Linked DNA regions of Homo sapiens: region 2 is linked to region 1. A link is a contact called in ENCODE Hi-C or POLR2A ChIA-PET data. All regions are on one chromosome and are shown on one strand. The core of a region is the stretch at or near the end of the contact, and the rest is flanking DNA. Distances in the headings are between cores, read along the strand shown. Region 1 overlaps CDC123 (cell division cycle 123). Region 2 overlaps CAMK1D (calcium/calmodulin dependent protein kinase ID).

Region 1 (5,020 bases), core at 1,069-3,568:
TGCCATGGTGAATAATCCCGTACGTGTGTCATTTCACACGCTGCAGGTGAATCTACAGGGTGAATTCCTAGAAGCGGGATTGCTGGCTCAAAAGTGAAATGTATTTTAATGTTGCAGTTTACCCTCGGTAGAGGTTACACCTGACCAGATCCCCCCAGGAATGCATCACAGTACCTGCAGGCTTCCTCAGAGCTTGCCTTTACAATATAGGGTTACACTCTTCAGGGTTTTTGGGGTTTCGTAGAGAAATGATGTTTCAGTATAATTTCTACTTCTATTTTTCTTAGTAAGTGAGGATGAAGTTTATCTTTTCATATATTTAAGGGTCGTTTCTGTGAACCATTGCTTCATGTCTTTTTCACTTTTTTCTATTGTCTCATTTTCCTCAAAATAGAGGCACTGTTTATGTATTACAGAGATTAGGCCTTTGTCATTAGTCTTTTCCTGTGAACGAGATCACATAGATTATTTGTTTCTTTTCTGGCTTTTGAATTTCAGCCATCATTTTAAAAAATACTTCCCCATGGTTTTTGTCCAGTTCTTTTGTAACTTCTTGTTCTCCATTTCAATATTGGATGTTTGGCTTTTGTTCCTTTGCGTGTTTGGTATGCGATATGGATCCCCCTTAGTCTTTTTGTCTAGCATCAATATATTTATTTTATACTGTCCTTCAGATTGATGATGATTTCCAGAGTTCTTGGGGCTTTAATGCCTGTTGCGTTTACAGACTCTCATCCGGGTTGGTTGTTTCTTTTTTGTTTTGTAAATCAGTTTATTTATTTACTTTGAGTTCATCTTCAGTGAGCTTGTTCTTTTTGTTTGTTCTTTTGTTTGTGAGAATCCCAAAGATCCAAAATTTTGGGTTTTTCATTTGCTTCTACCATGTTCCTCAAAACTCATTCAGAGAAGAACAGTCATTGTGTCCTGCCCTGTCATTAGAACTGTCTCCTCACACTCCCTTTCCTGAGACTGTCGCCTTCTGGAGTTTGTGTCTGAGTTCTGATTCCCTTCCTGTGGCCAGGCTGCTAGGAGACCCTCCCACGGGTTCCCACAGCACTAGAGTTGATAGGCTTAGTTCTGTTCTTCGGGTTCTTGTTTCTGGCCCCGGGGGATTTCCCGGTCTTTCTCATAATCTCAATTACACTTTTAAACGGCTTGTCGTAGCATGTGTTTCATCCTGTTTGGAACAGCAAGCCTTGAGAGTTACATAGCTGGCTGTATTTCAGGAGCCCTCACATATCTCACACTCCAGCCAAAATAACCTATTCCCGCAACAGGCGGTCGTGGCGTGGCCTCTGTACGTGAGAGCCGTCGTTCTTGTTAAGTGGTCCGCTTTTCCTGCCAACACCACCCTCCTCCCAGGGCATCTCTGTTATCCCTCAGGTGCCCAGGTCCTTTGGGAAGCATTTCCAGCCTTCCCTCGCACATGTAGGCAGGCTCTCCTGTGTGCCTCTCCGCTCTCACAGTTCCCTGTTCTTGCCTCTCTTGAAGCAAAATACCCTGCACATTGCCATTGTTGGATGGCTTTTGGTTCTGTTTTGGGGAAGTGGAGATGTGTGTTCTGCTCAAGCCTGAGCTCTTGGAAGGAGTCGATTTTGTGTTACGATCTTCATGCCCAGTGCCTAACACAGTGTCTGGTCCCTAGAGCTTGATCGGGGCAGGGAGACAGTCAGCTGGTACAAGGACAGTTAGTCCGACTGCTCTTTGCTTATTGGATTGCCTCAAAGCAGAATTAACTTCTCAGGCTGTTTGTGCTTGAGATGTCACATGAAAACATGTTATGGCCGGGCGTGGTGGCTCACACCTGTAATCTCAGCACTTTAGGAGGCTGAGGCAGGCAGGTCACCTGAGATCAGGAGCTCAAGACCAGCCTGGCCAACATGGTGAAACCCCGTCTCTACTAAAAATACAAAAGTTAGTCAGGCACAGTGGCAGGCGCCTGTAATCCCAGCTACTTGGGAGGCTGAGGCAGGAGAACCACTTGAGCCCAGGAGGAGGAGGTTGCAATGAGCTGAGATCGCGCGACTGTACTCCAGCCTGGGCAACAGGGCGAGACTCTGTCTCAAAAAAAAAAAGTTATAAAATCCTGATCCTGATCCTCCTAGTTTATAGAAGTTACAGCTGGGTTTTTTTTAATTTACTTAAACTCTTTTTTTTTGTACTAGAGGATAGCTTCTGAGCTACAGAGTACACTACCAATTAACAGTGGTGGTTTGTTTTCATTTAAAAATGTGTTTTGGGCTGGGTACAGTGGCTCACGCCTGTAATCTCAGCACTTTGGGAGGCCTAGGCGGGCAGATCACCTGAGTTTAAGAATTGGAGACCAGCCTGACCAACATGGTGACACCCCATCTCTACCAAAAATAGAAAATTAGCCAGGCGTGGTGGTGCATACCTGTAGTCCCAGCTACTTAGGAGGTGGAGGCAGGAGAATTGCATGAACCCAGGAAGGGGAAGTTGCAGTGAGCCGAGATCTCACCATTGCACTCCTGCCTGGGCAACAAGAGTGAAAAAAAAAAAAGGAAAAAATGTGGTTTGGTTTTTTGCATTGTGGCATATTCCTATATTAAAAGTGTGATTGTTTAAAAAAAAATGAGTTAGTTTTACTGACTATAAAAAGCCAAGTAGAGGCTGGGCACAGAGGGTCACGCCTGTAATCCCAACACTTTGGGAGGCTGAGGCAGGCAGATCACGAGGTCAGGAGATCGAGACCATCCTGACACAGTGAAACCCTGTCTCTACTAAAAATACAAAAAATTAGCTGGGCGTGATGGCGGACGCCTGTAGTCCCAGCTACTTGGGAGGCTGAGGCAGGAGAATCACTTGAACTCGGGAGGCGGAGGTTGTAGTGAGCAGAGATCGCACCACTGCACTCCAGCCTGAGTGACAGAGCGAGACTCCATCTCAAAAAAAAAAAAAAAGAAAGTCAAGTAGAAAAGATTTGGAGGTTAGAAAATGTCCATTTTGTATCATGACATATATTGAAGACATCTTAGCAGTATTCTCCAAAATAAAGTTGACATCATTACCAAGAAGTTGTTTGACGGCTGATACTGTTTCACATAGTTCCAGGAATGAAGAAGTGGGTGCCAAATGGAGGTGAGGAAACAACTCAAGCGGTGAGAAATTTGCAGGGCCTCTCCTGGGGCTTGTATAAAATGAGGAACTTACCTAAATGGGTTGTGCTGAAAACATCCTGCGAAAACATCCTGCGACAGGCCTGTGCCACTTAACTGGAGGTTCTGGTATTTGAAGCAAGTCCTAATTAGATGTTGCATCTTTCTTAACAGTTTGCTCTCGCTCAGCTGAGAAACAGTGCCAGATATTAGGCATGCTGGCTCAGCGGTCTTGTTGCTTGGAATTTCACAGACACACACCCGCTCAGGACATGGCGGCAACACATTTATAGAAAAAAACAAATTCATTATTAACCAGATGGCACAAATATATGAATGTTTCAGTGAGAAAAGTGAAAAGGAGCAAAGATAAACCTTTCGAGGAAACATCCATCCACTTCGTGTCAATAGGTGTTCGTGATCGGATGCCGTGGCCGTCATTCCTGGCGGCGCAGCCCCTGTGCCCCCGCTCTGTGCGTGTCAGCACTGGCTGTTTTCTGCTCAGAGGCCCCAGCCCTACCTCAGCACAGTGCCCCCAGCTCAAAGGTGACCTTTCCCTGAGGAGAGTCACCAAATTGCCCACCTGTGGTTTCAGAACAGGACAAGGTAGACATTTCTTTCAGAGGTTGGGGTGGTTTTTTTTTTTTCTTTTTTCTTTTTTTTTTTTTTTTACGTCCCCTTCATATGCTGTCAAGCTCTATTGTACAGACGGAACACTTACCACATTCACATAGAAAGAAAACAGCATCTTCAGGCTGGGCACGGTGGCTCATGGGGAGGCCAAGGTGGGAGGACATTTGAGGTTAGGAGTTCGAGACCAGCCTGGCCAACATGGTAAGACCCTGTCTCTAGTAAAAATGCAAAAATTAGCCAAGCATACTGGCGCATGCCTGTAATCCCAGCTACTCGGGAGGCTGAGGCAGGAGAATCGCTTGAACCTAGGAGGCGGAGGTTGCAGTGAGCCGAGATCGCACCATTGTACTCCATCCTGGGCAACAGAGTGAGACTCTCACAAAAAACAAAAAACAAACAAAAACCACAGAAAAAAACCCAGCATCTTCATCCTTGCATATGGTAAAAAAATCCACCCTTGGCAGCAGCCTTTCCCGAGTCAGAAGCGCTGCTCTCTGGAGTCGCAGGCACTGCCTGGCTCCGTCCGGCTCCCCCTGAACAGAGCACTGAAGGCTCCGGGAAGACGCTTTGGTCAGACCGCAGACCCTTCGCCTTTGGGTGACAGTTCCCTTTCCTGCTGGAATCTTTTTTTCTTTTTTTTTTGGAGACCCGGTCTTGCTTTGTCACCCAGGATAGATGGAGTGTGGTGTTTTGATCACGGCTCACAGTAGCCTTGACCTCCTGGGCTCAAGCAATCCTCCTACCTCAGCCCCCTAAGTAGCTAGGACTACAGGCGTCTGCCACCGCAATCAGCTAATTTTTATATTTTTTTGTAGAGATGGGGTTTCACCATGTTGCCCAGGCTGGTCTTGAACTCCTAAGCTCAAGTGGTCTGTCCGCCTCAGCCTCCCAAAGTGCTGGGATTACAGGTGTGAGCCACCATGCCCGGCCCTGCTGGAATCTTTGACTTAAAGTTCCACTGTGGCTTGAGGCTGGAGTTGGAACGTTATCTCTTAGGCAGAGCTTTACTGGGTCCCTTCTCTCTTCATTCACAGGGGGCCCTCCCTTTAGATCTCTGTCTATTCAGACAGGCGGCCCTTTCTCAGATGGGATATAGACAGATGATCTTTTGAAATAAGTGAGAAGATTTTTAAGATTAGAATAATATGAAGAATATCTTTCTGGCCGGGCGACGTGGCTTATGTCTGTAATCCCAGCACTTTGGGAGGCTGAGGTGAGGGGATTGCTTGAACCCAAGAGTTCAAGACCAGCCTGGGCAACATGGCGAGACC
Region 2 (5,020 bases), core at 1,278-3,777, 350 kb after region 1:
GCTGTTTTTGTTTTCTGTTTTTTTCCTTAAAAAAGCCAATTTGTCTTTTCTTATTTCAAAAGGAAATATGAAAACGCCCCCGTTGATTGCTTGGCTGAAATTGACATGCACTCTGTTGGTGGCATTCTCCAGACCTGGTCACTTAAGACAGGAGAGAAGGTTGGGCCGGCTTGAAGTCCACACTTTAGTGTTTTCTAAATGCTTGTACAACTTTCATTTCATCATCTCCCTGCGATCTCCCAAGGAGGAAGATGTCAGGCACCCTCTATCTTTCTCCTTTCCGGAATCCATTCTTCTTTCTTATTTTGAAGATGAGGATTCTTCTTGTTTTCCAGTATTTCTCAATATAGATAGAAAGTCTGAAATCACAACTAAGGTTCATTATTTGCCAGCCAAGAGTATTTTTCTTTTAAACATCAATAATGAACTTTAATTAAAGTGATGACATTGTCTTGTTTTAGAGACTGTTTTATGTGTCAGTAAGAAATGACATGGCCAGCGTGGTATTTAGAGGGGTAGGCGACAGGGATTTAGGCATCCCCAAGTGTCTGTCAGCCCACCCAACCCCCCATTCTCTGATGTGTCCAACTGACGTTTTCTCAGTTTTATGTGAAGGCTCTGCAGATGCAGTTTCATGCCCCTTATTTCCAAACATACTGAAATCACAAGTCTCTTTGGTATAAAAGAATTAATGTATCTGAAGTGCTCCAAACACAGCCTGGTCCGTAGTAATTGTTCAATGCCAGCCTACTGCTACTATTTCTCCCGTGGCTACTAATAGTAATACTACTCATTATTAGGCAGAAATCCTGTAACAGCTACTTTCTCTTAGTCATGTTTGCCTTAGTCCTTAGAATGCTTTAATATGCCAGTCTCCTTTCTAAGAGTCCTCTGCTTAAAATCTCTCTTGTTCTCTCCTTTCTGCCTGGCTCCCTCCTCTTCATCTTTCACATACCTCTTAAATGTCACTTTCTCAGGGAAGTCTTCCTAAACTCTAGTCCAAATTAGGGTTCCTATTTTCCTCTTTCAGACCAGGGGTCAGTGAATGTTTTCTATAAGGGGTCCAGTAGTAAATGTTTTAGACTTTGCAGGCCATATAGGCAACTACTCAAGTCTGATGTAGTCTAAAAGCAGCCATAGATGATATGTAAATGAATGTGTGGGCTGAGTTCCAGTAAAACTTTATTTACAAAAACAGGTGGTGGGCCAGTTGTAGTTTAACGAACCCGTTTTAGGGCACTCTTTACTTTTTCTGCACAGTATGATTACATGATGATCAATCTCCCTCTGGACTGAAGCTTCTTAAAGGTAAGACCCAAGGCTGTCTGCGCTGACTCATGCCTGTAATCCCAGCACTTCGGGAGGCCAAGGCGGGTGGATCACTTGAGGTCAGGAGTTCAACACCAGCCTGGTCAACATGGTGAAACCCTGTCTTTACCGAAAATACAAAAATTAGCCAGGCATGGTGGTGGGCACCTGTAATCCCAGCTACTCTGGAGGCTGAGGCAGGAGAATCACTTGAACCCGGGAGGCGGAGGTTGCGATGAGCCAAGATTGTGCCATTGCACTCCAGCCTGGGCAACAAGAGCGAAACTCCGTCTCAAAAAACAAACAAACAAACAAAAATCAGAATTCACCACTATAAACTTCATCCCTTTAACCAAAAACCACTTGTACCCCAAAAGCTATTGGAATTTTTTTTTAATTAATAAATTGTGAATAAACAAAATACCATCCCCCGTGGCCTGTGGCCTTTATCCTTCCTCCCCTCTCTCCTAAATCTAGCTCCTTCTGGACTTACCTGTCCTCCCAAGCTTGGGCCACTCAACTTGTAATGTCTGCCCTTGGTCAGGCAGTTTTTGTGCTGGATTGGAAGTTGCGTTGCCTTCTTCTCTCATTAAAACATGGCCAGGCGCGGTGGCTCACGCCTGTAATCTCAGCACTTTGGGAGGCCGAGGTGGGTGGATCACTTGAGGTCAGGAGTTCGAGACCAGCCTGACCAACGTGGTGAAACCCCATCTCTACTAAATACAAAAAATTAGCCTGGCGTGGTGGCACATGCCTGTAATCCCAGCTACTTGGGAGGCTGAGGCAGGAGAATCACTTGAGCCTTGGAGGCTGAGGTTGCAGTGAGCCGAGATCGTGCCATTGCACTCTAATAACACAATCATGGGAGTGAAGTTCTGTCATTATAAGAGGTGAGCTCAGCTTAAGAGCATGATAACATCCACATTACAGGGAGGAACAGTGGACATGTCAAATTCTCATTGCTGTGATTTGGGGCAAGAAAAAATAACAGGCACCACCTAGCAACCCTACCCCAAGCATCTCAAGATGTGGTAATTTCTTTTATACAAAACAAGTTTGTTTTGTTCAACCACGTTTAAGCCTATAGGTGTGATCCTTGTTTTTATAGGCAGCTAATTTCAAAGTGACATTTTGGGATGGGTTAATTTCACTTGTATTTTTCTTGCTTTTTGAATGCCTTACAGTTGAGGCTGTCAGCACTCGGCCTCCACCACAGCCAAGAGTCAGACAGAATGTGGAACCACCCACCAAGTGGGCCAATGACAATGGGCTCTACGTTTCTGTCCCTTCTCATTTCCTGCTGTAAACTTTCAGGGAGTCAGTGAACTCAAGCGTTTCTGTCAGATATAGAAACATTTCCCATGGTTGGAAAGTTAAAGGCTAGTTTAGGTTACAGGCAGTTTGTCTGCTGGAAAATACATAGTTTTCAGACACTTCCTTTTCTGGTAATAAACAAAAACAAAATCAGGAAACTGTTTCCAGGAGGTTGAACGTGTGGTTCTCATCTGCTCGGCCTCATGCGGTGTTCAAGTCCCAGGAAGTGGTTGACGTAGGTGGGGCAGCCATATTGCAGCCAGGCCCAGGCTGCAGGAAGGAATTGACTATATAGGTCAGGATCCACTTGCGGAAAGCAGAAATGATTCCAGCTGGTTTAAGCACAGGGTGATGAGAATTTCAAGTGCTGACACTGACAATGAAAGGCGGGGAAGGAGACTCACTCCATGCTGAGGTTCCAGGCATGATCTTCAAGGTGATCTGGGGGAGACCAGGTGTGGTGCCTCATGCCTGTAATCCCAACACTATGGGAGGCTGAAGAGGGCAGATCATCTGAGGTCAGGAGTTCAATACCATCCTGGCCAACATGGTGAAACTCCGTCTCTACTAAAAATACAAAAATTAGCCAGGCATGGTGGCATGTGCCTTCAATCCCAGCTACTCTGGAGGCTGAGGCAGGAGAATCGCTTGCACCTGGGAGGTGGAGGTTGCAATGAGCCGAGATCACACCATTGCACTCTGGCCTGGGCAACAAGAGTGAAACTCCATCTGAAAAAAAAAAAAAAAAAAAAAAGGATGGTTTTAGGAGAGATTCTTCTTTTGCTAAAGCTAGGAACTTGAGGAATTATCAGAATGTGGGCAGTCACTAAAATGCTGCTGGCTTGTGGAATACACCTTCCCCCGATTCTAGGCTCATGAACTTGGGCCTGGTCCCTGGGACCTTTGCATCTGAGGTGGGGTGATTGATCCAGGCCCATCTTGAATGTCTTGATTGTATCTTTGCATTTGCGTTTTGTAAGTCAAGTCCAACGTGCGTGCTCTGGGCCATGCGTCTTCTGTCCATAGCCCGTTCTGTCCCCTACCCCTTGACCATGTTTCCAGGGTGAGTGTTCAGCTGCCCACTTTCTGGTCCCACCCAGAGACCACTGCCACCTGAGGAAGCGTGACATTAGATAGCAAATTTTAAAAATACCATGACAGGTCAATAAAGAGACCACAGAAGAAAGGGGAAAGTATTTCCTCCTGATTTTTGAACAAGGTGCCTGGCATTTTTGTATTGCACTGGGCTGTGAAAGCTGTGTAGCCAACTCTGAATGCATCTCATCGCTTCCTACTATGAGTAGCAGCTTCTGCCTTCCCTCCTTTCCAGGGCTAAGTCTCTGCTTGGGGGAGAGTCAGGCCACACATGGAACCCAGCTGCAGGGGAGTCTGGGAAAGGAGTTGTTAGGGTTTTGTCTTCTGGCAAGCAGTAAGACACCCTAAAAGGGGTGGAGATGAGAGAGCTCTTCAGTCCTAAAAAGGGACATAGCCCAGGAAGACCCAAGAAGGGAAAGCAGGAAGTGAGGAGAGTGTGGGCATTTGGAGGAGGGGTTGAGTTTATCCCCCTTTAAAAGAGAAACTGTCGACAAAATAAATGTAGTAGAATTTCTTTGAGCATTAAAGGATTCATGAGTTGGGCAGCCCTCACAAACAGAAGAGGTTCAGAGATCTAGGCTTTGGCAGCATGAGCAGTGGGCTTCTATAGGCTGAACTTGGAAGCAAAGTAAAGCATTTATTTGATTGGCTCCAGCTAGCGGTTTGCCTTATTTGGGTGTGATCTGGTGGGAGGTCCCCAGTTAGAGGTTAGTTGGCAGTTTCTGATTGGTTAGGCTTACATTTCACTTTACAGTTTACATTGGGCTTCATTTGGCTTACCTAGGAACCCAAGGTGCTGGAGCCATCTCAGCCTAGTGGCCTCCCAGTTAAATATTTTTAACACTCCAAATCTCTTAGTTTGAGCTACTCCTAGGTACCGATTTCTAGGTAGAGTCCATCTGAAACCTGTAGATGAGAGGTATTGAAACTTAGGGAGCAGTAGAGGAGCTTGTCTGAAATCATGGTTTCTGGGTCCCTACCCTCAAAGATTTGGATGCCGAAATCCCATGGTGGGGTCTAGAATTTAAACTGGTAGGTTCCTCTGGAGACACTGTGTTCACTCTGCTTCTGATCACTAGTGTCTACTCCTCCTGGCCTCCAGTCCCCCTTTCCCACCCACATTTTTTTTTTAGACCTGGTAATTTTTTTTCTCTTTTCTGCATTTTTCTTGTGGTTTTTTTAGGTGTCTTTATTAACATTCCCACTGGTTTAGAGATTGAAAGCAAAGTTCCTGTCTTTGCTTTGAACACTCTAGTGAAACAGGATACTCAAGGTAAATGCTAAGATGAGGCTATTATCTCTG

Evidence for each region. Hi-C counts contacts between places; a loop is a spot of excess contacts on that map. ChIA-PET counts read pairs that join two places held with the same protein, here RNA polymerase II (POLR2A). Pooled maps may share reads with other maps.
Region 2: POLR2A ChIA-PET joins it to region 1 with 11 read pairs in activated CD4-positive, alpha-beta T cell. The contact joins two enhancer-like sites. A Hi-C loop is called at or near these places in 2 of 50 pooled maps. POLR2A ChIA-PET finds 5 or more read pairs at or near these places in 4 of 52 experiments (H1, T-cell, activated CD4-positive, alpha-beta T cell and 1 more).

What each region holds. Positions count from the first base shown.
Region 1 is chr10:12,240,878-12,245,897 of GRCh38, forward strand. All of the region lies in intron 10 of CDC123 (cell division cycle 123), which reads left to right. Among named protein-coding and RNA genes, the nearest start is that of CDC123, 47 kb to the left of the region's middle. Within about 2 kb of position 2,319, at least 9 of the 41 ENCODE cell types and tissues checked have a DNase peak (open chromatin) inside an H3K27ac peak, as active enhancers do.
Region 2 is chr10:12,591,989-12,597,008 of GRCh38, forward strand. The region is part of intron 2 of CAMK1D (calcium/calmodulin dependent protein kinase ID); the gene reads left to right. Among named protein-coding and RNA genes, the nearest start is that of MIR4480, 16 kb to the left of the region's middle. Within about 2 kb of position 2,528, at least 4 of the 41 ENCODE cell types and tissues checked have a DNase peak (open chromatin) inside an H3K27ac peak, as active enhancers do.